Regions from separate parts of the Homo sapiens genome. Here region 1 is linked to region 2. A link is a contact called in ENCODE Hi-C or POLR2A ChIA-PET data. All regions are on one chromosome and are shown on one strand. Each heading gives the region's core, a stretch centred on a gene start or an enhancer-like site at or near the end of the contact. The rest is flanking DNA. Distances are from core to core; before and after follow the strand shown.

What was found. A loop is a pair of places that touch in the nucleus more often than their neighbours do. ChIA-PET counts read pairs that join two places held with the same protein, here RNA polymerase II (POLR2A). Pooled maps may share reads with other maps.
Region 1: a map of B cell shows a loop between it and region 2 (2.2-fold over the local background). The contact joins two enhancer-like sites. A Hi-C loop is called at or near these places in 1 of 168 maps with a recorded cell type or tissue (B cell) and 10 of 50 pooled maps. POLR2A ChIA-PET finds 5 or more read pairs at or near these places in 3 of 52 experiments (CD4-positive, alpha-beta memory T cell, WTC11 and activated T-cell).

The regions. Positions count from the first base shown.
Region 1 is chr11:35,076,223-35,079,373 of GRCh38, reverse strand. No RefSeq gene overlaps it. Among named protein-coding and RNA genes, the nearest start is that of CD44-DT, 60 kb to the left of the region's middle. RefSeq lists an enhancer at 1,231-1,280. Within about 2 kb of position 1,538, at least 12 of the 41 ENCODE cell types and tissues checked have a DNase peak (open chromatin) inside an H3K27ac peak, as active enhancers do.
Region 2 is chr11:35,336,374-35,339,621 of GRCh38, reverse strand. All of the region lies in intron 1 of SLC1A2 (solute carrier family 1 member 2), which reads left to right. Among named protein-coding and RNA genes, the nearest start is that of SLC1A2-AS1, 56 kb to the right of the region's middle. Within about 2 kb of position 1,886, at least 10 of the 41 ENCODE cell types and tissues checked have a DNase peak (open chromatin) inside an H3K27ac peak, as active enhancers do.

The DNA of each region.
Region 1 (3,151 bases), core at 289-2,788, 260 kb after region 2:
ATGTTCTTAGGTTCCTAATACCTTTCTAAATGCTTCTATAGCCCGCCCCCAACAAGGCTTGACCCCAAGGAAGAGTGGAGGCAAGACCCTAATATTTGAAGGTCACACTCTGCCTCTATTTCTTTCTCATTCACAATCTCTCTTGGGCAGGAAGGACTGAACTTAACCTTTTGTCCCCTTCCTTTCTGGTAAGAACTTTCCCCATAAAATTTATTTTCTTTTGTTAAAATGGCACCCATTCTGCCTGCTTCCTTGAAGCCATGATAGTGTGTCAGATGTGCTCTCAGGGAAGTGGCCAAGAAGGCAGAATTAGGAAAGCAAGAGGTTTCTTGGGTGTGTTAGTTCTGGCTGCTGTAACAAAGTATCACAGACTGGGTGGCTGAAACAACAGAAGTTTATTTTTCACAGTTCTGGAGGTGGAAGTCTAAGATCAGGGTGCCAACATGGTTGGGTTATGGTCAGGGCCCTCTTCTGGGTTGCAGATTCCAACTTCTCATTGTATCCTCCCATGGTGGAAAGAGTGAGAGAGCTCTCTGGGGTTCTTTTTTATAAAGGCACTGATCCCATTCACGAGGGCTGTACACTCATGACCTAATTGTCACCCAAAGTCCCCACCTGCTCATACCATCACCTTGGAGGTTAGGATTTCCACATATGAATTTTAGGGGACACAATCATTGAATCAATTGCATTGGGAAATGAAGACAAAATGGGGAGGAAACAGGATTGGACTGCATGAGCCTCAGAGCTCAGTGCAGACCTGACAAAGTTTTGGCTCACTTCATGGGCATTTCGAAAACAAATATTGCTCATTTGAGGAGCCCCATGTTGAAAGAAATGGCCAAGCCATAGCAACCCCTCTGTGCTCAGCCCTTCTCTGGGGGCTGCCCAAGAAGAGGATGGCCTGAGCTTCAAAGATGAGACAATGCTAAGGTGCAAACAGCTGGGGGCTGCAAACTAACTGCACTCCTTGCAGCTGAACAGCAAGTTCTTTCTCAGAGGGAGATCCTCATGGGTGCCTCCAATACTGTCACAGTGGTGGAAAGGTCACTAGAGAATGATTGGTAGGGAAGAATAATGAAAATCCCATCAGTTTAATGTTTTGTAAGTGTTTTTTACATATTGCCCAAGCTTCTAAAGTCATCACTGAGCATAATCTTTGCCCACATCCTCTTCACTGCAGGTGAGGTTTATCCACTGTGACCACAGCATACAGCAAGTTACACAGATTTGACTTCTCTTGAACCTTTCCCAAGAACATCTTCACAGAATATAGTGCTGGGGTGATGCCTGAAAACTGTGAGCGTGGTTCTCACAGAGTCTTCTGCTTTTTATCTCAGAGATTTCCATGAAACCCAAAAATCTCCATTTTAATTTAATGTTTGGAACCAGGAAGTGCCCAGCAGTTAATCTAAACCTGTTTTTACCACGACAGCATTCTGTGTACTGCCCGGGAAATGTCAATGGTTTGTTGATACCAAATTAATGATGCATATCTCTAGCAAAGAAATCTCCAGTGAGTCAGAAACCAATCGTCAAACTGTCCGTCCACCAGGTTTCCTTCCTGTGAGTCACTTTAAGAAGGTTGACTTCTTCTTTCTCTGTTTCCAGCCTTTCTCTGGTTTAATCAATGAGAGTTAAAGCCATATGATAATTCTTGGAAGTATTGACAGATGTGACTGGTCCTCCCTCCTGGACAAGCCTTGAAATGGAAGTGATAGAGAGGAGATAAAAGGAGGTGGGAAAGGAAGTATGTAGACAGAGGGAGAAACAAAAAGGACCAGAGGTCTAGAAATTTCTTACTGCCCCAGAAGTTAAAACATTGTTTTGTTAATCATAATTTATCACAAAGGTGGCCAGTTTCCGGGGAATTGTGTTGCCAGACAAAATGCGGGACTCTCACTGAAATTAGAATTTCAAATAATAAATAATTTTAGTATAATTATGTCCAATGCAATATTTCAGACAAACTTACATTAAATTTTTTTCTTTGTGTATCTGAAATTCAAATTTAACTAGGTGTTCTGTATTTTTATTTGCTAAATCTGACAACCATATCTGGGAGATATTTTAATTTCCATTGCATTCCTTTTGTTGATGAGTGTGATGAGCTACTATATTGAACAGGAAGTAGAGAGGATAGCGCCATCCTCTTATTGTCTAGCAGAAAGATCCAGGTTATTTGGACTTAATAGTTCCTTACTCCCGGGGCAGTCTCTGCCTTCCCAGCCCCACTCAGCACTGAGCATTTCAAACTGACCATTGGCTGAAACCCATCAGCCAATCATTGAAACTGGACTTGCTGTCCTTGCTTTGGAATTGTCTATATCTATTATAAGGTGCGCTTGGATTTCACAAGCCTAATGAGCCTCATTCTTGCCTTAATCCTCCCCATGTTTGTCCAATCAATAGGAGAGATCTTTTGCTTTGGTTTCTGCCTACACCTGGGGTCTTGGACTCTAGACTATTCAGATACGGTCTTGACATCCTGCCTAAACCTTGCCATTTCCTTCTTTTCAGTGGTTTCCCTCAGTCCATGATAAACATATCACTTGGAAACACAATACTGCCTCCAAGCCTCACCATCTTCTAGGACAGAGGTTGCCAAACATTTTCTGCAAAGGGCTAGATAGAGTATATTTTTGGCTTTGCAAACCCTGCAGTATCTGTCACAACTCCTCAATTCTGTCATTGTAACATGTGAACAGACATGTGCTTCTGTACAGCATTATTTATCAACAAGTAAAGCTGTGACAGGTCACGGGCTATGTTTGGCCCAAAGGCCAAAGTTTGTTAACCTCTGTTCTAGAAGAGCCTGGGATCTTGCCTTTCTTGCCAAAAAGTTTCCACTTAGTTATAGATGCTGGCCTATTAGCTCAAGGAGCCACGTATTGTTTACTTAATGTGATGCTGATGGCCTCTCTATGACTCCATCAGAGACCAGTCCTATTTTACAGCCTTGGCACCCTCATCTTGGGCTTGGCAGTTCCAAGCTTTCTTCTCTTCCCTCTACCAGCTTCTGAGGTCCCTGCATGACTTGCTGATGAGCACACTCAATAAGCCAACTTCTACTTGTTTCCACACTATAGCTAGGATCCACTACCCCCTTTATTTCCACAAATGCTACCTTACTTTGAGACTTAGTTGCCAA
Region 2 (3,248 bases), core at 637-3,136:
ATCCATTCTCTCATTTGATGTGGTGTGTTGAGACCAGTGGACCCCTGACAGAGGGTCCTGTGAGTCACCAGGATCCCTATCTGAAACCCAGTCCTCATGATAAGGTCCTCCAGCTGGTAAAGGTGTAACATTGAGCCACACACTAACCAAACATCTCCCTGAGAGATTCTGTTTCCATACCCTGCACTGCATGTTTCCTTCTGGAGTCTGTCCCCTTCAAAGCAGAGTATAAGAAGATGCCCTGTGGAACGGATAGTTCCAGTTAGGTTTGATTTTATGAAATCTCTTCTTCAGCAAAATCTGTCCTGACTGACTCCTTGACACAGAAGGGCCCTGACCCACAATCTTGTTCACCGCATTGAGATTCCCTGATTCCATGTTTCTTGCTGAATGACTAAATATCCCAACAGAGGGAGGTCAAGTTTCTCCCCAGCAAAAATTTTTCCCAGTTAAATGGCAAGAATGAAGAGCTGACAAATGGCTATGACATCACTCTTTGTCATAACTTGCCCCAAATTACTGCATGAGAAGCCAGTACTCTACTGGGTCTTGCCATGGGACAGTCATAAGTAGAAAACAAGATGATCCCCCAAAGAATTGCCCTTTAGAGAGCAATTCAAAGACAGGAAAATCACCCGTTGGTTGTGTCCCTGCTTCTAGCCAGATCTTCTAGAGAGCTCTAGATGCTGACCCCTTCATCTTGAAAAGCTCAGTGGAGACCTGGGTCCTAGCCTCTGCCACTTACTGGTTATGTGATCTTGATCAGGTGTATCTTAGTGGGTAAAGTAATTGTGTCTATTTCAAAGGACTGTTTTGTTTTAGTTGCAAGTGAGGGAAGCCTACCTTAGTCTGACTTAAGTGAACTAGAGAATATATCAGCTTGTTAACCAAAGAGTCTAGAGATAACTTTAGGTGTATCTGGATCTAGGAGCTAAAATCTTATTATTAGGACTGATTCTCTTTCCATATCTCCTTGTCCTCAAACAAAGGCAGGTCATTCCCTTATAAGCTCCCGGCAGCTCTGGACACATCCTAGCAGCTAAGAAACCTCAGCAAAGAAGAGCTCCTCCTTCCCACTTTTTCTAGCCAAAGTCTTAGGACTATATCTCACTGGACCAACTTGGTCCACATGATCACCCACAAATCTATGTGGTTATGAGGATAGAGTATCCTGATTCACCAGTCCTGAGATGGGCATGGGTCAGTTCCATCCAAACCATAGGGACGGGAGTTAGAAGGGGAATTGCCCTGAGAAGTCGAGAGGATAGAACCAAAAGAGTAGCAAGCAGACACTAGGGAGGCAAAAAACAACAGATTTGTTATGTAGGGTCTAAAAGAAGGGGGTCAACAAGTGTTTTCTGTAAAGGGTCAGATAAATATTTTAGGGTTTCTGTTGCAATTACTCAACTCTGCTCTTGGAGTGCAAAAGTAACCGTAGACAATAGGTAAACAATAGGCTTCGCTGTGTTCTAATAAAACCTTGTTTATAAAAATGGGCTGTTGACTGGATTTGGCCCATGGCTGTAGTTTGCCAACTCCTGATCTATGCAGATACTACAATCTTCTTGTCCCACATATTCTAGAGACCTGAACAAATAAGATCTGGCACATGCAAAGCACTTAAGAAATGCTAGTTATTATTATATTGTTATTATTTATGCTATACTAAGGATAATAACAATGATAATGTTGATGGTAATTATAATACTAATTAGATAATGAGATATGATGAATTATGAGTCATAAGTCAGCAGTGTATTCCAGGACTGTTTCTAAACTGTTGGTGGAGCTTCCCCTCCACATACTCATAGAGCTGGAAGGCAGGGGAGAGGCATCCAACTCAAACATCTCATTTTATAGATGAGTCTTAGGCTCAGATAAGAGGCAGCACATGCACAAGTTCACACAGCAAGCTGGGGCAGTTTTGGAGTTTGCAGCTGTTTCTTCTGCAACCTTAAAGGACTCTACCCTATAGGTAGAGTCTGTTTACACCTACTGGTACACCCATGGTACACCTGTTATACCATGGTACATCTAGTACATTTGAACATGCAGGTGTAGTTAGATAGATATTCCTTGAGTTTTGGATCCATACTGAGTAGTGTGGTGATACTGTTGGTAATATTCCTGAACTGGTGGAAAGACCTGATTTGTGACTAGCATGTGTTATATGACTCATGAGAACTCCCTGCTGCTGAGATGACTCAGATGTCTGTTTTACACAAAGATTACCAAACACCTCTCGCCACGTTTGAAAACAATGAATAGTTACTCACTGCCTTTCTGACTACCCTCTTTGTCACTATTTCTATTCGCTTAGCATGCTGGCAGCCATTTAAACAGCTAGTCTTCTGTTTGGCTGGATGTTGGTAGGAGGAGTCTTCTTTAATCCCCCATCAACATGGATACAGAGAGGCCTGTGGGCACTTTTCTCTGTACTCAGTGTAGACCCATTCATAAAATTCTTCATGATTCTGGCAAAACCCTCCCTGGATTTTGGTTAACCAGCAGCTCTGCAGTAGTTTAGGAGGTGGATATTTTACAACCACAACTCTTTAGCTCTTTTTTTCCCCAAATTTATTTCCAACTTTCATCACTCAGGGTCATTTACATAAATCAATGCAAATAAATATTTTTCTTGAGTTAAAAAATGTTGTGGAATCTGCTGGTCCCAAGTACTACAGAGACCTCAGTACACTGAATGGAAAATTTGGGATTTGGTTTACTGTTCTAGGCCAAGGGTCAGAAAACATTTTTCTGTAAAGGGCTAAAGAGTAAATATTTTAGGCTTCATGGGCCATATGGAAAGCCATGAGTTGCTGACCCCGGCTGTGAGTGCTTGTAATTTATAAATATAAAATTGGAGGATGGAGTATTTGAATTGGCTGCCTAGTTACTTGAGCATAGTCCTACAAACTAAAGTCTTGGATTTGGGCCAATGTAGGTTTAGCTATGTGATTCTGATGCTTACTAGGTCATTTTAGGCACATTGGTGGCCTTAGTTCCTTGTCTATAAAATGAGGATAATAATAGCACTCTATCTGTTTGTTCCTTCCTCCTACTTGCTTATAGAATTGTTGTTGTGAGGATCAAACAAAGGAAACCACTTATCTCAGAGCTAGTATGTTCCATAAATGTTGAGAGTATAATCAATACTGTTATTAATATCAAAGCCCATTGGGTGAAAGCAAGTATTCAAGAGCAAACAATTAATGAGCTGATTGGGTCACCTTCAAAGGGTTCTAGAT